3 separate regions of the Mus musculus genome follow, and regions 2 and 3 are each linked to region 1. The links are chromatin loops, found by intact Hi-C in ENCODE. Cell type or tissue: heart. All regions are shown on one strand.

What was found. Peaks named below come from ENCODE experiments on the same cell type or tissue, not always from the same donor. Only the 100,000 strongest peaks of a DNase experiment are listed, where the experiment ranks them.
Region 2: it touches region 1 in a loop (2.4-fold over the local background); 5 of 42 quality-filtered maps call a loop at or near these places.
Region 3: it touches region 1 in a loop (2.3-fold over the local background); 6 of 42 quality-filtered maps call a loop at or near these places.

What each region holds. Positions count from the first base shown.
Region 1 is chr15:56,042,793-56,050,792 of GRCm38, forward strand. No RefSeq gene overlaps it. Among named protein-coding and RNA genes, the nearest start is that of Gm46516, 120 kb to the left of the region's middle. In heart, no CTCF peak of the experiment used is centred here; a DNase peak (open chromatin) is centred at 4,299; H3K4me3 peaks cover 518 bases; H3K27ac peaks cover 362 bases.
Region 2 is chr15:55,802,004-55,810,003 of GRCm38, forward strand. All of the region lies in intron 1 of Sntb1 (syntrophin, basic 1), which reads right to left. Among named protein-coding and RNA genes, the nearest start is that of Sntb1, 100 kb to the right of the region's middle. In heart, no CTCF peak of the experiment used is centred here; a DNase peak (open chromatin) is centred at 4,528.
Region 3 is chr15:55,814,830-55,822,829 of GRCm38, forward strand. All of the region lies in intron 1 of Sntb1 (syntrophin, basic 1), which reads right to left. Among named protein-coding and RNA genes, the nearest start is that of Sntb1, 88 kb to the right of the region's middle. In heart, a CTCF peak has its summit at 4,175 (motif pointing right); no DNase peak of the experiment used is centred here.

The DNA.
Region 1 (8,000 bases):
CTTTGTGAATGCAAGGATGTTAAGGCTTTATTCCAATGTAATTATTGTGGAAAGGAACCTCTTGGAAGAGATTGGGTTAAAAGGATTCTGGACTAAGCCAGGATCCGGGATGCTCATTTTAAGATGAGAGCACAGAAGGGCTTTATTTCTGTCTCCAGAGTAGACTTTTTCTCTTTAAAAAAATAAAGGAAAAGGGAGGGAGGAATAGGTGGATATAACCACAAAGTACATTGTCTACCTGTATGAAAATTTAAAGAATAAATAAAAATATTAATTAAAAACAACAATCCACACACACATAAATAAAAGGAATATTAATGAAAAATTCTAATTAAAGTCTTAAGGCTTCCTTCAAACCTCAATTTAATTTCTGTTCTAAATAGACTAATGATTTTTGGCTTAATTAAAACTACATTTGCTCTGTTTGATTTAGTGCATGTAGCTTTTCATGGGTCTACAGAACAAGGAAAGGGAAATAAGAGGCCCTGTGATAGGAGGAGGTGGGGGAGAGTGGATTGTTCTATATCTTTCACAGCAAGCCTTTGGTGAATTTATCGTGGTACCAGGGCTGGAAGTTTGCTGCGACAGAAGGGGACGTGATGTGATTTTTAGCAATGAGATGATCTTTCTTCCAAAAATAGATCCACCTGCTTATGAATGCCTGGCATTCCTGTAACTTGGGACACAGTCAGAAAGACCAGTTGTTTTCTCTGATACCCTTCCCACAGGCTGGCTGAGGCTCAACATTCCAGCCTTGAACTTTGGCTAAGTTTTACTTCACAGTCTACCTTAAGGCATGTGTGTCCTTTCCACATCTAGCTCCCAGATATTCTAACTACAGTTGATATTACCTCGACATTTTCAACAGAGGTAACATGAGAGGAGAATTTAAATTTTGCCCATTCCTTTCTCAACTTATGACGCTGGTCAAGTCCTTAACTGCATATGCAGTAGCTTGCTTCTATAGTAAATGTTAGTAATAACGTTTACTCGAGTTGGCAGGGCTCCGAGGAGGTTTTAATCAAGAAAATATAGAGCAATAATTAGCAACCTGATCGTCAACCAAGGTGAAAGTAGTTAAAACACTGTAACATCCACATAGTGGCACAGAGTATAGCTGTGGAAGGAGAAAGGACTTTTCTATATTTAGTGACGTGAGTATAGCATCCAGGACGTGAAGCAGCAAATGTAAGATGTATAGCAATGTATAAATGTTTATAGTGTGATATAGCTTAGACTTAGAAAGGAGAACATACAAGTATATACATTTATTTATACTAGTAGGGTAAATCACAAATTCTTTAAAAATTGGTTACACGTCATGAGATGGAAAGAATATGAAATCTGGGATATGAAAGAAATAGATTTCTTTCTCTCTCTCTCTCTGTGTGTGTGTGTGTGTGTGTGTGTGTGCACACACATGTATGTGCAGATCACCTGGAGCTGGGTTTTTAGGTGTTTGTGTGCTGCTCAATATGTACCAGAAATCAAACTCAGGCCTTCCGGAAGAGGATCAAGCAATCTATACCACTGAGTCACCTCTCCAGCTCTTTACCTTAACTTAGGCAACTTCTTAACTAACCCAAGTAAAAGAGAAAACAGCATAGCAGAGCCTGCTAGTCTCTGAAACCTTACTAGATATAAATTCTATTTTACAATAATCACCAAAATTGCTTTGAATGTCTTTCAGATACAAATCTCCAAATAAGCAAATAAGATTGTACATCTTGTCTAGGGAGACTGACTCTGATTCTAAGAATACAAAGAGGTTCAAGGCTTGTTTTGTTTTGCTTGGTTTTAGATTGAGTTATGTTGGCTAGTTACCAGTGACAACAGTTACATAATTATTAGGACTAGTGTTGCCATTTAGATTGGGATAAAAATGACGAAGTAATTAAATTAGCATTTTTAGAGGATGAGATTCCTAGAATAAATAAATAACATTAAAGTAAAAAAAATGAGTTTAATGAGTTTAAAAATTCACTAATCTTTATTTCTACTGAAAAGAGGTGGCATGAGTCTATATATAGCATGCGCTATTCTTTATAAAAATTACACATTTCCTCAGTATGTCTTTTGGGGAAACCAGTAAGTGTGTCTGTTCTGAGAGAAAGAAACTCTGGGTTCTGGGAACATGAAGTCTATATTTTGTTTCTGTCTGAAAGGAATCAGGTTCCTTGGAAAAGTGATAGATTCTATAGGTGGGGCAGAAAATATTTGTGATGAATGTGAAATCATGATCAGAATATGTGTTAACCTCAAGAAGCCCCACTGGCTCGAGATGGAGAGAAGAAGCCCCAACATTTAATGCACCAAATATGGAAAATGGGAAAGAGCAAAGGTCCTTGGGAGGGTGTTGGGCAGCAACCTACTCTTTGGAAAAAAAAAAAAAATAAAGAGTAGAGCATTTATCGTACCGCTTATTTGTTTTTCTTTTGTTTTATATCACTCAATTGAGGAGGGGGAAACTCTTCCTTCAAATTCTTCTGGCTAACAGATTTTGCAGGAACGACATAGAATGTCTCCACTTTGCTAATTCTAAAGGATGCTGGACCTAGACAATGATCATCCATGGACCACTAACTAATGAGTGACAGGAACCCTGACCATGGAGGCTTATCAGATGAACATTTTCCCTGCTCACTGATCAGTTCTAACATCAGCAAGTGGGGAGAGCTGGAATCATGGGAGTCCTGAGACAAATACAACTGAAACGGGGTCAGATCCTCCCTACACAGAGAATAAACTCTGTACTCTAATCACACGTTTGTATTAATTGTGCATGGTCACAGAAGAATAAATTATTTGACAGTATAGCATCAGTGCACCTATTATTTGAAACGTTCTATGGCCCAAAATTTCCATTTTCTTTTCAGGACAGAGGAACACGTGCATGGCAGAAGGCCAAGGGGAAGTACTATGAACCCCCAAGGACAGGGGAGACTGACACCAATGAGCTCAGTGGATCCTGAGCTGAACAGTCCAGAGGGAAAAGTGCATTTTGGAGGACACTCGGGTCCATTTGAAAGATGGCTTGCTTATCAGATTGTATACCATGATTATTAAATGTATTTTGCGTGATAGTGAGCGAGCTCTGAACTCTGGTCTACTAACAACACACAATGGCAGGCCTAGAGTTAAAGAGACACAGTATCTGGGCTAAGCTTATTACAAACACAAAACGATACATGAAACAAGGTAGGTCTGATTCAGACTGGGCTTTTCGGTTCCTATAGAGCATTCTTTGAGGGGTCACTTGAGGTGAGAAAACAGAATTTGGGTAAAATGAATGCAAAAATAATAAAAGGGAAGCTATGCTTAGCAGCATTGTCTTTGACGGGTAGCTATTTTGGCTAATATTAGATTATACTCAAAAGTACCAGAAATACCCCTATTGCCCACGTCAAGATAAGGACTTCATTGTCAAGGCCTACCAGTTCCTTGAAGAACTTCCTTCTGCTTCAGAAACCATCTTGATTACTGATGAAGAAGACAGGGCAGTGGGGTTTGTGTCTCTGCTTCTGTGGCAGCTGTGTTATCATGTCCTTTCTGTTCTCATTAGTCAACCAGAGCCGACTATTGGTCAAGAGAACTCTACCCAGCTCAGTGGAAGTTGGTTCCTTTAGGACAACCCACTGTTTTTTCCTTTTTCCTTTTATTTTTCTTCTTCTCCCAGGAAAGTCTTCAGATATTTTATCTAGTTCAAATCTCATCAATGGGAATCCCCCTTTCTTCCCTTTTGTGCGTTATCCTTGAGTTTATGTAAGGTGAGCAATTTTAAGTCCTCCTGAATGAAGCAATCTGGGCTAAAGTTAGAAAAAAAATATGAGAGAGAGAGAGAGGGGGGGGGGGTGGGGGGAGAGGGAGAGGGGGGGAAGGGAGGGGGAGGGGGAGAGGGATCGTATTGTCCAAGGCGCCTTCAAATATGCTCGCACAAACCACGTGACACAGACTCTTTGCTCCAGTAGGTTTTTATCCTTCTTGTATCATTAGAACAATCAAACTCTAGTGTTAGACCGACAGAAGATGGCAATGTATTAGTATTTCCTCACACTCTGCCTAGAGGGAATTTTGACCCCAGAAAGCAGTTCTCTGGCAGGAAACAGTGGGAGAAGACATGAAGTGAGACAATAGAGAGGATTTTCCAGGCTGTTTATCTACCCACCACCATGTTTTCCTGGGCACAGATCTGAGCCCTTAAAACCAAAACAACCTAGACTGAAAAGGTAACACAAAACATTCCCCGCGGCCATGGCTACGCAGTCCCTTGGTATTGCTGCCATCTATTGGCACCAGGTGGTAACACCGGACAAAGTGAAGCCCTAGGGTGTTTGGTGTTTGTTTCCCTGAATACCAATGGTCCCACAGGTAGAACAGACTTACTTCAGAGAGGGCGGATCATATGATAAGACTTTAGTGGTGAAAATATATGTATGTGATATATATTCTTGAGAAGGGCTGTGCGTTTGTGCTATCTTAACGTGCCCCCAAAGGGCTCCTACCAGCTGAAGAGACTAAACAGGGTAGGATTAATACCCACGAAAGCCAGTGGAATAACCTTCGCAGTTCTTCTGTGTTACAGCAGAGAATCCCATGGCCCTTTGCGGCAGGTTTTAGAGGATGGTAAAGATTTGTCCCATCTGAACGATTACTGTAAGTGTTGGGTTGTACTAAACTCATCATTATTTGAGGAAAGTGGTCTTTATTCAGTTTCTGTCTGTGTACCCAGTGGCTCAAAGTCTCTAAGCCATAGGGATTTTCTTGATCTTAGGACAGAGTCATGAGAACCTCTGGGTAAAGTGTTAGGACTATCACCCTACAGTGCATTTTCCCACTCTTCTGGATTCAGGCCAACAGTTAACGTTAATTTTTAATGAAATGACCTAACATATTTTAAAACAATTACAACTTCTTTGATTAGTAGGCAGCTACAGCTTGTGCTTCTTGGCTGTCCTACCTGAGCTTGGCTACCACTCTCCGGGGGGACTCCCCAGGTTTAGTATGTGGCTTGCCTGTGTCATGACACTGGAGACTCCTGCCACAGTTCAGGAGGTATACTGGGGGACATAGAAGCTACTTCAGAAGGAGGGGAGTCATTTAGGCCTTCTGTCTCCATGTCTCCGTTGTAGTTTATGTATATTCATTTAAGAAGCTTTTATGGATGAAATGACCTAGCATTAATTAAACTTATCTTTACAAACAAGATGAGGCGATTCTAATTGAAAAATTTGCTGATTCAACAGAATAAGTAATTACTAAAACCTTGTACCTAAAAATGAAATCAAAGTACAAATAATAGATGATATCAAGGAAGATGGAGAAGAAAGTTCAGAAAAGTCCACACTACTGTAGGTCCTGGTCAGTTTCTGGATAAGGAAAGAAATCCAGGTTAAATCAGGTGAGTCTGTGGGCCTCCTTAGAGATTATAGGGAATCCCCAGGACAACTAGCTGCAGCCTCAGATGATAAGATACACTCACCGTTAATTGTTGAATGAATATACCTTTATTCCAGAAAAAGTCCACTTATATGTTCACTGTAAAAGACATATCCAAGTCGCAAAACAGTACGGTTAGTTTCTGTAAAATGGCCTGAGTAAAAAACACACCAAGAAATTAATATTAAAACTAAAGATAATTTAGCATTATTAACATTAGGTAAAAAAATGAAATAATAAACTAAAATCTGAGAAGTTTGACCCTGGTAAATGCTGACAAAGTAAAAGTATGTAATACTCAGGGGTATTTTACAAATTTAATAATGTAGCTTTGCAAAGAAGAAAGCAAGAGCCCAGTACTACAAAGGACAAATTCATAATTCTACTCTCATTATAAGATATTTTAAGAAATTTACCTCAATACATTTTAAAAAGACAGTGATCAACAATTAAAAAGAAAAAAAACGAGATTTATACACACAATTAACACACAGAACCCAATACTTTCTAAGCATTCTTTACAAGCTTATAAAAATGGATTTCGTAAGGCCCAGTAATTGATAACAGGAAGATTAAGATCTTTGACCACAGTAGAATAATTAGAACATAAAAATAAGCAGGTGGCTCCCCAGACCTACACTTTCCAGAATAGGTACTTTTCAGGAGAGCGGAGTTTGGGTGGTAATCCAAGCAGTCTAGGAATCAGGCCAGTGACAGCATAGCCACTAACTTCACCCTAAGCTGCATGAAGCCATGTGCCTGACCAGGCCGTCTCATGGTGAGGGAGGGCATTTGCTTTTAGCTTAATGGTCCCTTGTGACAGAAAGAGTGCCATCCATCAGAGGTGCCGATCAGGTACCAGAGGCTCGTCTGTGGACTATGAGCCTCCGTGATCAGACTGCAGAGGTGTGGCCAAAGTTGGTATCATACATTCTGGCCAGTGGAAAAACAATAGGCAAAAAGTACCCCATTAGAGAGGAGCTGGATTTGAGCATGAGTTTCATTAATAGCTCAATTATAGAGTTAGGACTTCTCATTCAGAATGACCTTGGCTTTTTTGTTCACTCATTGGGTAGGGAAGTCCTATAATCATTTCCCTGAAAACATCATCAAGTGGAGAGGAAGTGATTAAGGAACTATTTATAGAATCTCAGCAGTCTCTGGGATTTGAAGTTAGCTACCAACTTTATAGCCTTTGTTAGCAAGAGGAAGCTAAAAGATCTGAGAGTGGACATTGATCCGAGGGTTGGCAGTGCAATGCATTTGGTTGTCCTTAATCTTATATTGAGATTCCCCTTCCTCATTTTTTTTTTTTTTTGAGGGAGAGCAGCAAGTAGATTATCCTGGTTACTAGGCAAAAATGCAGGACTGTCATGAGTCGGGATTGAGGACAGAGGCGAGAAGGAAGCCTGGGACTGGGAGGTTAGGTTATAGCTATTTATTCATAAGTAGTAACAAGTAGCAAAATGGGATCACATTCTTTCACACACACACTTCACTAACCTCCTGTCTGGCCCAATGTCATAGATGGTGGCACATCAGGTAAGATTTGCAAGATAGTGGACGTCTGGGTAGGTTGATCTCAGCATGATGGCATCTCCATGGGACTCTGGGAGTGAGTGAATTGGGATGGCTAGACTGGGGTTTTTAAGCTACTTTTATCCAATCATAATTAAGGCGTTCACACATTACTTCATCTTTATTGAACTCATACACCCACCAAACTCTAGTTTTGGTTTCCAAGCTTACATTCACCCACGGCTTCTTTATCTTATTCCTTACTGGGGCCAAGCTAGGACTTTAGTAAAAAGGAATCCTGTGATCTGGGGTTTGTGTACATCTGAGTGCAATAAGGACTGGAAAACATCTTTCAAATATTAGATCTCAATTTCCCAATACCCCCAAAACCCACCCCTGGAAGTTTAGTGCATGAAAGATGCTCTGTGGGAAACTCCAAGAAATACAGTGGAGGAAAATTCATATTTTTCTATTGAGCCATTTGTCATACAGAATTCAGTGCATCCATCATGACTGTGTTACTAAACTGCCCCTTCCTAAGCACCTATAATACTCTAGGACCCCTTTGTATCTCATCTATAACATTCAAAATGACTTTTATTACATAGGAAGACAGTATAGCTTAAGCAGGTTTAATGGATGGGCTAATATCACACAGCATGTAAGCTGAAGAGATGCTTTTGTTAACTAAGATGTGTCTATTTTCCTAGGAAATTGCATCAACACATCAATTTCCTGCATTTAGAGTCAAGGGTTGGGCGGAAATCAACTGTTTTTTCATCATTCCTAACTGAAAAGATCCTTACAGTTCTGGTGGGATGGTAGCTCAGTGGTAGAATGATGGCCCAGAATTAATCACCAGAACTGTAAAACAAACAAACAAACAAACAAACAAACAAAACAACAAAAAACCACCATCATCAACCTAACAAAACCAAAAACAAACAAACAAAAACCAAAATCAAAACAACCACCAAAACCAAAACCAAATGAAACAAAACCAAACAAAACAGACAAACAAACAAAACAAAAACAAAGAAACTAAC
Region 2 (8,000 bases), 240 kb before region 1:
AGGGAAAGAAAGAATGAAATTCTGCCTCAGAAAAACCAGTGTGGGTGGCTCCTGAAGACAACAGAACTTGACATATGATCTCCACATGTATATGTACACTCATGTGAGCATAACCACATGCAAAGACACATTCTTCCACTGTAAACATATATGCTTTCACATGTGGAACATGTGTGAGAAGACAGCAAGAATGCATGAGTCCAGAGGCTGGACTAGGCTTCCCGACTCATACATAGCAGATGTGCAGCCTGACCCTCATGTGGGTCCTAAACAACTGGAACAGGGGTATTCCAAAAGCTGTTTCCTGTACGTGGGATATGGTCTTCTAGCTGGGCTGCCTTGTCTGGCCTCAGTGGGAGAGGAAGTGCCTAGCCTGGCATTGACTTGAAGTGCCAGGGTAGGGGGGATACCCAGAGAGGACAACACCCACTCAAAGGAGAAGGGGATGGGGGAAGGATTGTGGGAGCGGTTGACTGGGAGGGGACAATGAAAGGGATGTAAAGCGAATAAGTAAAAAATAAAATAAAAACCAACAATAATGTTGACTGGCTATTTGTACTGTCATCCACAGACAACTATGCTCCATGTATATCACGTTCTAGGCCAAAGGCTGGCACAATCTATCTTTTGACTTTGTGAGCGCCTACGGGCCCCTTGCACATCACAAGATAAGCTTATGCTGGGATGGCATGATCCAATCACAGCCCTCCTGGTCTGGCTGCCTTGTCTATGAGAATCATTATCTCCATTCCTTTACCGGGCTCATTTGTTTTCCATCTGCTAAGTGGGTTATTGAAGATAGGACCTTAGGAGGCATTTGAAAAACGGCCAAAAGGTTCTCAAAGGTTATGAGGTGCGAAGCTGCTGAGTTTTACTACGGAGAGCCAGGAGTCAAATGCAGTGGGGAATCACATCTATGGCAGATCTTTAAAGACTTCAAATACAATTTTCAAAAATTTCTGGTTTCATAATTTTTATTTATTCAACTTTATAAGTTATCCCTTGAGAATTTTGCACATGTATGTAATGAAATATGATCATATTTACCCTAGTCCTTTTTTCATGGTTTTGGGAATTGAACCTAGGGCCTTATGATTGACAGATAGATGCTTTATCACTGAGATGTATCCCTAGCCCTGACATTATCATTCAAAGGAACATGCCATTATTCATCAACAAAGCAAGGTTGTTGCCCCACAGTAAATCAGGGGCACAAGGCAAGTATCCAATTCTAAGATAGTCCTTGTTATCACCCAGAATGTACTGTTTTGTTAGTCATCAACGGGCTCTTGCTTTAGGGAAGTCTGAGTGTTGGAATTATCACAGTAAATGAAGTAGTCTGGCTGCTGTCCCCAATGGTACCTACATTTCCATGTGTGGGGTGGAGAAGGACATTAAGCAACAAAGAAATATAGGGATCACTCTGAAAGTATAAGTCATAGCTAGATGGCTTTGCTGGTCATAGTTTATACAGAGGCATTCATCCTCTGGCCCCTACTTGCTTCCTGTCCTTGTCTTAGGTGATATGGTCTCCATAGTTTAAATGTGCATGATAAAGAACTGCTTAATATTCTGAATGTGTCAAACACTCGTCTGTCTCTGCCCTGTGCATAGGCAGTTTTCTGTTTGGGGAGTCCTCTCTATGCCCACAAAACCTTTCTTGGAGTCCTCAGCCTCCTCCAGACACACTTCCTTTCAATCTAACCATGTGTAGCAGGAAACCTCTATTGCTACTCATAGGATCAGGATGGTAAGTCTCAGAATGATAGCTCATTGAATCTGGTGGCCCAACCAGTTTACAACTGTTGTAAAAGTTGAGTGACCACAGTAGAAGCTGTTAGACTCTGGAATCAGACTCCATAGTTTCCTTTCCCAGGTCTTCTGTCACACAACTATGTGGACTTGGGACGCTTTCCCTAATCATCACCCAGTTTCTATTCTTCTGTAACACAAGGAGAAAAAGTAATGCATACGTCAGAGAGCTGCTGTGTGGTTCACTGAGGTCACACATACACACACACACACACACACACACACACACACACACACAACTTAGAATTGTGTAAAGTATATGTAAGTACTCATCAGGGTTTAAAAATATAAGACCCTGTGAGTAATCAATTTACATCTATGTCATAGCAGTGGTCACAAAGCTGGGTACACAGCCTGGGACTACTTAGTAAATGGATGGCAACATAGAGCTCCAGATTTATTCTGAAGGAGGAAGAGTTATGATAACCGATCTTTTTTTCCAGGTAAAGCAGCAGAGGACAAGAATTATCAATCACTCCTTGAAAGTTGCAAGACCCAAGAGTAACAAAGGTTGGAGACTCAAGAGTTGTGTCATACAGAATTGCAGATGGTAAGATTTCTCTGCGAAGAGCCAGATAGGAAAAGTGTTTTGACTGTATGGCCATAGAACCTCCATCATAACAGTGACCTACTACAGTACCACAAAGAGGTGATGAGTGTTATGTAAACACAGTGACATGGCTGCCTTCCCAATAGACCTGCATTTACAACAGGCAGCAGGCTAGATTTGAGTCACAGGCTGTCATTTGCCAAATCTGGCTATAATAACACAATAACTAACTAGGAGTTAATGACTGCTTGTCATATTTTGAGCTCTGGTCTGAACATAAGAGGAATGTTAGTCCATTAAGGGCATGTCTATGAAGCAAAGCCTAAAGTTCTGCCATATAAGCAAGGAAAAGTATGGCATTTCCTTGCCTGATGTCATCAGTAATGACTTGGGGTGTGGGAGGATGAGCTGAGGTAGTCTTCCTCCAAGGCCCCTACTCCTAATTACTCCAGATGTCATCTCCTCAGACATTACATAGTGCTTACATACAAAATTCTGTTTCTCTACTCACAAAGCTTTTTGGAACTCATGCTTGATACAATGATCTGGTCTGCAAATATGTTTAGAATCAGTAACTTATCAACACATATAACTATGGCTTCATATAAAACAAAACACAAGCCAGGTTAAAGAAGGCTGAAGTGGTGGAATGGAGGTCCCTCACATCCTCTATCCCATACCTGAAGCTGTAAGATTAAACAGTGGGTAAATGTGGGTAAAAGGGTAAGCAGGTTGTTGAATGGTCAACAAAGAAGTTGAGCATTAAATAAGAGGGATGAAGATACTGTGGTGAAGATCGTGAATGTTAGGGTCTAATGATGGGGTTAAATTACTAATTCTTCTGTGTAGCCCTGAGAAACTCACTTAGCATCCTCTTCTGTTACTTATATCTGACCCACAGGGCTGTTATGAGATTAAATAAACTAAGACCTTACGTGTTAGTCACCACTGTGAGGAGTTATCTCTACTACAATAGAAAGGGTTTAGAAGACATAAATATATATGGTTTGGAACAAAATTACTTTGTTGTTTTTGTAGAGAAAGTAGAGTCATGACTAGTGGACACAGATGGAGGTCATATCTAGGCTTAATACAGAAGGAATCCACTGAGGTGGTGACATTCCAGTTGCTAGTGACATTTAAGCTGAAACTGGATGTGGTGTCTCACAGCCATGTTGTAGAGAAAAGTTCTGCTTCATGGAAGAGTTGATTGAATCTTAAATCCTTTAAGCTGTCACATGCTAGGCTGTGATTCCTTGTGGAATGTAATTAATCAAGATGCTAATCCAAAGTCTCCAATAGAGTGAGGTCAATTTGCAGTGCATTATCAGATAAAGTCAGCCGGTGAGTTCTTTCACTATCATATGATTAGCTGTGTAACAGTTGGGCAACTTGGTAAGGCGAGTCTTAGAATCCTCCTCTATAAAATGAGGCAAACTAAGGTATTCCTTAAGGCAGGCAATGCAATGTGGTTGTTCCATGTCTGAGACTTGGGTCAGAAGATCTGGGCTTAAATCTCAAATCTTCCACTGAACAGTGGGGCCTCTTTAAGGAAGGTGGGAAGCTCTCTGTGACTCAGTTTCCTCCCTGGGTTGTAGCAGTACCTATATTATCTCACAGGATCACTCTAAGGCTTGGCTATGAAACAGTGTTGAAACCTCACATGACACTCAAATTTAAATGCTATTATTATGGTATTAGCATAACTATTGTTATGAGGTCTCAGTGAGAAAATGCATTGCAAGGACACTCCAGTAAGCACATAAAGAATCAGAAGCAAGAGAAATGAGGGTAATGTTAAAAGGCTTTTATTCATCTTAGTCTGAGTATGTTATACACTCAGGATAACAGAGACATCAGACAGTAAAGTTCATGGAGAGGTTAAGACAGATACGATGGTTCCTCAAACCAGACAGTATTGTGAATACTACTAATTTTCAGTGCTCAGGATTTCATATCATGTTCATTATCATGTTTTCCTGAAATAGGCATAAGAAAGACCTTTTAGAATCTGACTGTACAATTTAAGACTTCCATGCACCAGGAAGTGAGATTATAAGAACTCCCCCAATGAATCAGACCTTCTCTGCAAACCACAGAAACAGATGCAAACACAGTCCCCAGAGCCAAGGCCTGTAGGACTCCAGAAGTGACCTCACTGAGTATGTGCACAGGAGCTTTGTTTTTTCTTTCTAAAGGTCAAACTCAGATTGGTCTTGCTTAACTCTGTCTCAGGAGACGCATGTCCAAGAATTAGATTGGGATGACACACGAAAAACCTAAGCAGCTCTCTGGGCAGAGGAGAGGTAGGGGGAGAGAGAGAAAGAGGAGAGAGAGAGAGAGAGAGAGAGAGAGAGAGAGAGAGAGAGAGAGAGAGAGAGAGAGAGAGAAACTGCTAACAACAAACCAACTCAGATCCAGAGTAACAGTGCAGAAGACAAACTGAGATTCTGAAACTTCAATGCCTTGCAAGTATCTGACTTGGAGTTTGATACCACATCCCATAAATCTGCTTGGAAAGTCCCTTTCAGTAGGGTTACTGCACAAGTCAAGTACCATAGGAACGTGGGTTAGATGAGCAATTAGTTACTGCTTATGCATAGAAAAGGTATATGGATAATATGAACATATTTAAAATAATAAACATACTCTACACTAATTGCGTTAGAAAGTAAATTGCCAAAGTAGTGTACATATCAAATGGCAAGAACATAAAGGTTATAAAAGGAAATGAAAAAACTGGGGAAGTTTCTGTAATATGCAATGGAATAAAATGTGAAGAAAATCTGTATTATAAAGCAGGAAACAGATGCAACAGAGATTGAACAAAAATTAATACTTAACACTTCTGACAATATCATAAAAATAATGGAAAATGTTGGTTGGGTATGCAAATTCCTAGGAAAAAAGACTCATCAAAACTGAATGAAATAGTAAAAATAGAGGGAATAGATTTAATTTTATAATACATATATAGAAAGATAGATATCCAATATAGAGTTTAATATGTACATATGTACACACACACACACACACACACACACACACACACACACGGCTGATCTCGACTTGCTCCATATTTCAGGCTGATGTTGAACTCATGAACCTCCTGACTCAGCCTCTATTGTGTTAGGGCTGCGGGCATATATCACCACTCTTGATAAGTGTAACAAATTTGTAAAGGGATTGTCTCGTAGTTACTCTTCCTGTTGTTGTGATAAAATACTCTGACAAAACCAATTTAAGGAAGGGAAGGTTTATTTTGGTTCATAGTTCAAGAGGGCAGTCCATTGTGGCTGAGAAGGGAAGGCATCAGAAGCTCTGGCCATCTGTCACTCTAAGTTCCCAGTCAAGAAAAAGAAGGGGTGGGCCGGCGGGATGGCTCAGCGGTTGAGAACAACGACTGATCTTCTGAAGGTCTTGAGTTCAATCCCAGCGACCACATGGTGGCTCACAACCATCTGTAATGAGACCTGATGCCCTCTTCTGGTGTGTCTGAAGATGGCTACAGTGTACTTACATATAACAATAAATAAATCTAAAAAGAAGAAGAAAAAGAAGAAGAAGAAGAAGAAGAAGAAGAAGAAGAAGAAGAAGAAGAAGAAGAAGAAGAAGAAGAAGAAGAAGAAGAAGAAGGGGTGATGAATACATGTGTGTGCTCAGGCAACTCTCTCTCTCTCTCACCCTGAGAACAGTTCCATTCACTCTTAGCATGGGCCCTCCCACTTCATTTAAGCCAATCTAGAGAGTCCTCATCAATATTCTCAATGATTTGCCTCCCAGGTGATATAGATTTTGTCAAACTTACAGTCATCACTAAACTATTGGAAAATACCAGAACTCCATATATTAGTCAGTTTTACCTGATTCCTAAGTAGAATAATCAAATCTTAAATTATTTCAATAGGTGAGCATAGAAAGATTTTCAGTTTATAAATAAATGCAGGATGATTTTTATATTAAAACCACGATCAGGAATATTCAAAACAAACAATAGGCCAGGCAACTCCAGTGATAAATATTAGTGCAAAAATGCTGAAAGCTATCAGCAAATCAAATCTAACAACTATATAGTAGGAAGTTCAGCACATGCAAGTATGAAATATGGTTATAATACAAGATTGTTAAATATCACAAACTGTAAGGCTACAACTTAACATGTTAAAAATGGATAATGTATGATTACACAATTTTTTTGTTTGTTTTTCAATTATTCTTTTTTTTCTTTTTTTTTAATTAGGTATTTTCCTCGTTTACATTTTCAATGCTATCCCAAAGGTCCCCCATACCGACCCCCCCAATCCCCTACCCACCCACTCCCCCTTTTTGTCCCTGGCATTCCCCTGTACTGGGGCATATAAAGTTTGCAAGTCCAATGGGCCTCTCTTTGCAGTGATGGCCGACTAGACCATCTTTTGATACATATGCAGCTAAAGACAAGAGCTCCCGGGTACTGGTTAGTTCATATTGTTGTTCCACCTATAGGGTTGCAGTTCCCTTTAGCTCCTTGGGTAATTTCTCTAGCTCCTCCATTAGGGGCCGGATTACACAATTTTTAAAATATATTTTGTGAAATATATTTTATAAACTCTAGCTATGGTAAAGCACTCAAACTAAAATCCCCAAGAAAACCAGAAGCAGAAGGTAACTGCGTTAGTTTGTTAGAGAGAAACTGATGGCCACAAATAGCAAAGTCTAAACAAAACAAAACAAAACAAAACAAAACAACCCAACAGCAACAAAAAGGAGAATACTGAAGACATGTCTTCCGATCTCAACTCTGCAGTAAAGCCACCCTCTGTTACTGCTCCCTATCAAGGTTCACTAAATTCCTAGTCCAGGATGGAGACAGCAAAGAGCCCTTGTGGTCTAAGGACTGAAAGGTCAACAAGACTATTCAAGTGAACAGATGAAAAACTGAATGAGAAGGAAGGAAAGAAAGACTGAGTGAAGATAAGAGGAAGAACGGGAGGGGGTTAGAGAGGAAAGATGGGATTAAGCATCTGCAGAGCTCACTTGAGCAGGGCTGGGGAAACAGCTCAGTTCATAACAGCACTTATCATGTAAGTATAAAGACCTGAGTTCAGATCCCAGCACCCAGGTGAATGGAGCCTGGTGTTTCTGTAATCCCAGTGTGTCTGTGGTGAGATGGAGGGTGGAGCCAGAATACCCAAAAGCCAACAGACACAGTGGTGAGCAACAATAAGAGACCCTGTTGTATAGAAGACAGAAGGTGACATCTGATACCTGAGCTTGTCCTCTGAGATGTCATGCATGAACTTCCTAGCTGCTTTTAAATATTGGATGCTCATGGGTCCCATGGAAAGACAATATACACTTTTTCATTGTTTACACATGAGCTCATTCCAACCCTCTTGCCTTTTCTTTCTTTGACAGACACAGACAGACAGACAGACAGACACACACACACACACACACACACACACACACACACACACAGCAGGGGCAACTCAGTATATTTGAATTTTCATAGTGACTGCCATCCTACTTTTCAATCTTGTAGTTAGAATATCAGTTATATCTTCTGAAATTCTCAAGCTATCTTACCTATAAAATTAGACTTTTCTACAATCTTGCTTAATTAGGTAGATAATGACATCATTTAAACTAATAGAAA
Region 3 (8,000 bases), 230 kb before region 1:
AAGTATGGCAGCCTGGCTCTCATAGGTAGGATTCTGTATGGCATCTCACAGAGGGCAAATTGGCCTCAGTACGCAAATGCATATTTCAGAAGGAAACAGAAATCATTAGGATTCATTATCTGAGCCCCTTCTTTGTGATAGAGGCATTTTGCATTCTAAACCTGGTTGTCAAATCCAGACCTCATTCCCAAAGATTATCCCCAAGCATTATTCTTAAAGGATGAGGCATAAATATAAATTTCATGCCCTCCAGCAAAGAGTTCACAAGCCTCTGTGAGCTGAGCTAACAGAAAGGATTTCTCTTGCAGGTAGCAACTCAGCCCAGAGTGATGCCCTTCAAGGAAACACCGAGAGATGCAATTTGTTTAACTACCACAGTGGTTTTCAAGGCACATTTGGAGCAGGGTATACAAGAGAACCTTCCCAAAGTGACTGTGAGCCTCTGGGCACCCGTTTCCATTCTGCTTCCTGCAGAAACAGCACCTGCTCTTGCATTCAGCGCAAGTCACCTCTGATATTGACTGCACTTACAGATGCTGAAAGGTTCTGGTGCGTTAAGCCTCTTCATCTGTCTGTGGTTCTGGGTCTCAACAAAAAGATGAGCCATGTAATAGGGCAAATTGGAGAAAGTCTGTGTCTCTCAAACATAAACTGCCACCACTTTAGAATTCCCTTTCCATAAATGATCTTAGAAGTTATAAAAAAATATATATCTAAGCTTTAACTTGCTCCTTTCTCTCGATCACTCACTCTTGCTATTTTTCCTTTCTGTCTACTTCTGCTAGTCTGCTTCCTTTGGTAAGCTGCATGCAAGGTCACACGGCCTCCACTTCATTGCTTCACTCCTCCAAAACAAATTCAGTGTAAATGCAACAAAGTCAAAGCATGCGTTTGGTCTCATTAAGCTCACAAAATCCTTGGGGGAGAAACAAGGAATTTGGTTCATTATCCTAACCGTTAATGAAGGATAAATTGCATATGTCTAAGTGTGATCTGCATTTTATTTTTTAATCAGGTGTTTGATTCTCTTCCTTCTTTAAAAAAAAAAAGTGAAGCTGAGCCTGGGTATGGTGGTGAAAACCTTTAATCTCATCACTCAGGAAGCAGAAGCAGGCAGAGATATCTGTGAGTTCAAGGGCAGCCTGGTCAAAAAGATAGCCCCCTCCAAAAATCATTAAATTTGTTATTCAGTGGATCCCAGAAAACAAAGGTAAATTAGTTTTTCTCACATAAGTTGTGCATACCAGCAAAATGTTTAAGAGAGATGAAAAGATCTTACAGAGTAAAGGGTCCTCTTTAAAGCTGGGCAGAGTGGTGGTGTACACTGGTAATTCCAGTGCTGAGAAAGACAGACACAGGTACACCTCTGGGTCTTGCTGGCTTACCAGACTAGACTAATTAGTGAACTCCAGGTTCAGTGGGAGACTCAGTCTCAAAAGGGGGCAGGGGGAAGGAGGGAAGGAGGGGTCGAGGGAGGAAGGGAGAGAGATATACATTTATATGTGTACTTAAGCCTATTTGTGCAGTCAAGCTCACACACATTTGTATGTGTTTTCAGACATATATGTGCACTCATTCACACACACACACATTAAAATGAACCCTTTTAATGAAGTGACTGATAAACAAAAGACTGTGCATAGTAGATGTATTAAACAGAGAACATAAGATTCCAGTCTTCCTGCAAGGTATCCCATGATACCAAGCCTTGAGTCAGACACACAGGCCACAGAATCCAATGGTCAGAGGCTGAAGTGACAGCTGAGGGAAATAGTCATCTCTTTTCTGTCTCTCTCTTCTGGTCTCTCAATTCTTTTCTTTTCTTTCTTTGCCTTAATTTCCTGTTTGTAAAACAGTGGAAGATAGGCCTTGAGACAGTAATGAAAGTCCATGTTAATCAAAAACAAAATAATGTCTCTCACCCAAGAACTCAGAGCTGCTATTAATTTGCAATGGGCTCTTTTACCTTGGGGAAGTCCCACTGCTTCAATACAGACACAAGGCCTCCGTCCCAGCAGCTCCCCAGACATTGTCTCCCAGTGAGGCATGATGGTGGTTTGCATTACCCACTCCCCCACTGGGCTCTGAGATTCTTCTTCAGGGAAGAAACTCTGGTCTTTCATTCCTGTTCTTTTCTAGGCCCGAGTTCACAGATACCATTCAATCAATATTTGATGAATGTACAGATAAATAAATGAGTGAATACAGGCATATATTTTCTACCATAAACTCATCTTCCACAGACAGACTGCCCCAGGTGATGCCCATACTCTGTGCAGAATCTCCTATTGTATCATTACTACTGATGAATCTCACATGCAATATACTTCAAAATGTTTTCACACATTAGTGTCCTTAAAATTTTATCACCATTAAAAATATTCACATAATAAAATGTTACTTAATTTACATGTTTGCATAATTAAAAAAAAACTGATCTCTTAGCCAATGTGATAGGCAGATATTCTATTTTGGTAAAGGTTGCAGTTTATCACCTTTTCAAGCAGACTCCTCTACAAATGCACACCCGCCCAAACTTGGGAAGGGTACTGTAGGTTGAGCATAGAGGTCTCCGGTTTGAAATAGTATTCAGGGTTTTGAAGGGGAATATGATTCGTAACAATTACAACAGTCTAGAGCTGGCACCATGAGTTCCCTCTCATCAAAGAAGTCCTGTAGAGTCTGGAAGTCAGCTGGATAGCACTTGTTGGAAGCACTGAGCAAACACTGGCTTCGATGCCCTTGACCTTATCTTCAATCTGAAATCAGAAGATACAGTTTCCCCCCTCCATGGGAAATAGAAGAGTTTTCTCGAATTATTAAGTGGTCCAGGGACTGCTAAATCATTTACACAAAGACCAAGGGTGGCAAGGCCAGAGTCTGAGCTTTCCCGAATAGTAATTTCCTACTGACTCCATCACTGGAGGGCTCAAGGATTCAATCAATACACCAGCTGTTTTAGTCAACTCTCCGTTGCTATGAGAAAATACTAGAGAGATTAACTTAGAAAGAGAAAATGTTTATTTTTTGCTTCCAGTTTTTCACTTTCAAGTCCATAGTGAATAGTGTGTAGAACAAACAAAATGCCTTTTTCTCGTGGCCAAGAAAGAAAGACAGAGAAGAGCATGAACTCCCACAGTCTCCTTTAGTAGCACACTCCCAATGACAAGATCATCCAGCAGGTCCTACATCTCACAATGGCCACCAGTTTTCAATAGTGCCACCCTTGGGATCAAGCATTTAACACACAGAGTTTGGGACACTCTCATCTAAACCACAGCAGCAGCCAAGAAGGAGATCCTTGGATTTTCTAGAATGACCCTGAGTGCAGGGTCTTTCTCTGGGTCCTCACTCTCTAGACATTGTTGGAGAGACACCTGTCTCCCCATAAGGGTGCATCAGACTTCCAATGCAAGATAATCAAAGGCCTGCAGGAGGTCACCCTAGGGGAAAAAAATGAAGTTAGTTGATTAGAATTTGAGGATTCTCATCCTCAGGCCACTAAGGACCTCACTGGTAATGGAAATGCAGTTTAATGATCCTTTCAGTTCGACCTAGATGATATGAAATATTACCTGCTACCACCAGCCATGGGATGCAGCCCATTGAACCCCAGTCAAGTGGGCTACTCTCTATTAAGACAGTTCCAGAGTATAAGTTGAGAGGTAAAACCTGGAGCCCTTGCAGAGATTTGACCTGAACCAAGGAGTGCTTGGATGACCCCAGTGGCCTGGGGAACTGACAGAAACTTCTGATTATCAGTTGCTTCTTTGTTCTCTCTATACCACAGCACATCTATGACTTCAGTTTTACTGAGAGAGTGAGTCTCGGCTTGCAAACAGTACTGAGGCTTCAGAGGCCTGACGCTGCCCTTCTTCATCATGAGGAAACTTCCAGCCTCACAGAAAAGGTCTACACAGATTGACTCGGATGGCAAATGGCAAGAGTAGTGTGAAGAGTATGCAGGAGCCAGGTGAACACAGATTCTCAGTGAGGTAGCTCCTGGCACAGATACAGTGCCAAAAATTGCTTTCTCAATTCTCACATCTTTAAAGGTAGATCTTCTGGGAGATTGCTTCTTTTATATTTTGTTAATTTTTTTTTTATTTTTGTTTTTAAATGTATATGAGTATTTTGCCTGAATGTATGTCTAGCCGCGTGCCATGTATACGTAGTACCCACAGAGGCCAGAAGAGGGCATCAGATATCCTGGACCAGAGTTACAGAGGGGTGTGAACCTTTATGTGAGTGCTAGGAACCAAACCCATGCCCTCTGGAGGAACAGACAGAGCTCTTTCTTAACTGCTGAGCGACCTCTGCAGGTCCATTCTGATTTTTAAAGTAAACAAAAGTGAGATGGAACACAGGGTCTTTTTATGCAAAATGACACAAAGAACAGAACATTTTAGGAGCAGGCAAAAGTCAGTAGCATGGAAAGAAAAATGTATTAGATAAGTTCTGCCCGTTACCCTTGAGCAGTCTTCTCAAAGCAGCCCAGACAAACTTTCCAAAGGGCTCCAGCGTGGTCTCCAAAGACATCATCCAGGACAAATGAATATGTACAGTTGGAGCCTTACTTCCACTTTAGGAACCTGGACTTGTCTTCCCAATTTACCTCAAAGCCAGGTGCTGGGCATGAGAGCATGGTTTTGTTTGTTTGTTTGTTTGTTTTAATTTCCATTTGTCCTCATGTGGGTCACTGCAACAGCATGCCAAAATCTAGACTCCAAAAAGGAAGAGGGTTATTTGTTTACTTGACAGGACAATGACAAGAGTTTGCGTCAGTTGGAGTATCCACACGTGTGAGCAAGAAGTGGGTCACAGAGGTGATGGAAGCAGATACTGGATTAGAGGAGGGGTTGAAAGCCACTTCTCCCTTTGGTTAGGCCACCTTTCACTTCATGTATCTCCAAAGCAGCAACATCGAGGATGTCAGGATTATTGATGTGACCAAGAAAAAAGAGGCTGCCAAAGTTATTTTATTTAGTACCATTATATGTGGCTATATCATCAGTATAATTAGGCCTCAGGAACCTGCATTGGTTCTGATGCTCGAGCCCTGAAAATACTGGAAGCCTGTTTGCATGGACATTTGCACTCCCTAACTCTTTCTGTAAGAGGGAAGAGGGACTTGGGAGGAAGAGATGGACTTGGGAGGAAGAGGGGAAAAGGCAGGCAGGATCAGGTATGGGAGGAGACTGGGATGATATACAGAGGGTCAGGAATTTGAACAGAGGTATGTAGCACTGGGGGATGGGCAACTGGGGTAGCCACCAGAAAGTCCCAGATGCCAGGAAAGCAAGAGGCTCCCAGGAACCAAAAGGGATGAGATTAGCTGAAATGCCCAAAAAAGGGGAGGAAACTTGTAGAGACCATATCCAAAGGTTAGGCAAGGCCCCTGGTTGGGAGATAGGGTCACACATTCATCTCCAAATTTTTAATCCAGAATGGCTCTAGGAAATACGGAGTCAAAGGGTGGAGCAGAGACAGAAGGAAAGACCATGTAGAGACTGCCCCACCTGGGGATCCATCCCATATATAGACACGAAACCCAAACACTATCTGATGCCAAGATGTGCTTGCTTACAGGAGCCTGATATAGCTGTTTCCTGAGAGGCTCTGCCAGAACCTGACAAATACAGAGGTGGATGCCCACAGCCAAGTATCAGACTGAGCATGGGGTCCCCAATGGAGGAGTTATGGGGAAGACTGAAGGACCTAAAGGGGTTTGCAACCCCATAGGAAGAACAACAATATCAACCAACCAGACTACCCAAAGTTCCCAGGGACTAAACCACCAACCAAAGAGTAGACATGGAGTGATCCATGGCTCCAGCCACGTATATAGCAGAGGATGGCCTTATCTGACATCAATGAGAGAAGAGGTCCTTGGGTCGTTGGGCCTGCGAAGGATTGATGCCCCAGTGTAGGGGAATGCCAGGACAGGGAAGCAGGAGTGGGTAGGTGGGAGGGGGAGCACCCTTATAGAACCAGGGGGAGAGGGGATGAGATAGGGGGTTCTGGAGGGGAAACCAGGAAAGGGGATAACATTTGAAATGTAAATACATAAAATATCCATTAAAAAAAAAGAGGGAGGCAGGAAACATTTAATTGTTATTTATCCAGATGTGGACATTGGGGGTTGAGGGTGTTTGGGATGAGAGGAGGTACCCTGATGAGTTATCTTGTGGCTTCTAGAACCAACCAAGGCATTAAGAGAAATTGAAACCATCAGAAAGAAAGAAAAACATCTTGCCCCTTTTGCTGAACAGAAACTCCAAGTGTTACAAATGTGGAAGTAAAAGAATGTCAAGGTCATGGAGCTATGGTTCTCAACCTGTGGGTCTTGACCCCTTCGGGAGTTGCATATCAGATATCCAGTGTATCAGATATTTACATTACGAGTCATAACAGTAGCCAAATTTTAGTTATTAAGTAGCAATGAAGATAATTTTAGGGTTGGGAGTCACCACAACATGAGGACCTGTACTAAAGGGTCACAGCATTAGGAGGGTTGAGAACCACTGCCATGGGAGGAAGGAAGGAAAGGAGGGAGGAAGCAAGGGAGAGAGAGAGAAGAAGGAGGGTGTACATTCTCTTTCATCTTGCTCTTGTGATTTCAGAATGGCCTTGATATTGTGACTGGGAATTGAAGGTCAGATGGGGATCTGCTTCAGACCACAACTCTCTAATGACCATAGAATCAAACAGCATGTTTATTCAATGGCTAGTGTAGCAGAAGGATTGAACAGGGAAATAACATGTTAGCTTGATAACATAATTTTCCATGGCTAAGCTTCTGTCCACTCTTGTAAGTCCACCCTGCACAAATGCTGGGTTCTAGCTGCTCTCCTCGATTCTTGGCTACATGGATGCAGCCATGCCATGCCTTTCCCAGGTTGAGAGACTGATCTGCCAGGTTACTGTTCCTGCAGTCATGCATCGGTTCCAGGTAACTCTTCTCTAAGGCTATGACACAGTTCAATGTGTGTGTAAGGGGGTGCGTGTCTCATTGTAGAATTAATTTGATTTCCTCCAGAAGAAGATTTCAAAAGGGGTTTTTGCTTAGGACGTGGTGCTAGAAGCACAAACCAGCATGGGTAAAGACAGACAAAGAAGGGAAGGAAAAATCTGGGATCCTGCTGTCTATGATACTGTTACTATGTTTACTCATTCAGAAACCAAATTATACAGGCAGTTTCTGAGGCTCTCATATCCCCTATTTTAAAACAACACTATATTTTATATCTTAATGATATTTGGTCTTAGAATTAAAGCACAGCTTCTCTGTTCTCTTAGATGTCTGGGCTACCATCAAGCCATCTGGAGCTGCAAGGGGAAATGAGTAATGCAGAAGAGTCCAAAAGCAAGGGGCAGCATGAGGACGTCACTCCTGAAATCATATAACTCCATGACTGTGTATTCATGGGCAGATCCTGATGGACTAGAACCATAGGACAAGCTCCCATATGAATGTAGAGTAGTCCTATGCTTAGACTGTTCACAGCACCCAAACTTGGAGCTTGCCTGCCAAGCACAGCTCTCTACTTAGCCTCATTCTGAGGTTGCAGAGTCCTACTTGGTTTTTTCTGCATGCCTCATGTGAAAGACAAATATAAGCAACCTCAGAGTAACAGCCAATCTCAAGTTCTCCCACCTTTTTGACCTTGTGACCTATTTGTATTCTAGTGTCTTGAGTCTTTGCATTCTTTCTTAGAGCTACTCCAACCTCTGGTTTCTTTTTCTTTCTTTCTTTCTTTCTTTCTTTCTTTCTTTCTTTCTTTCTTTCTTTCTTTCTTTCTTTCTTTCTCTCTCTCTCTCTCTCTCTCTCTCTCTCTCTCTCTCTCTCTCTCTCTCTCTCTCTCCCTCCCTCCCTCCCTCCCTCCCTCCCTCCCTCCCTCCCTCCCTCCCTCCCTCCCTCCCTCCCTCCCTTCTTTCTTTCTTTCTTTCTTTCTTTCTTTCTTTCTTTCTTTCTACCTCCGGTTTCTATTTGCTGCAGA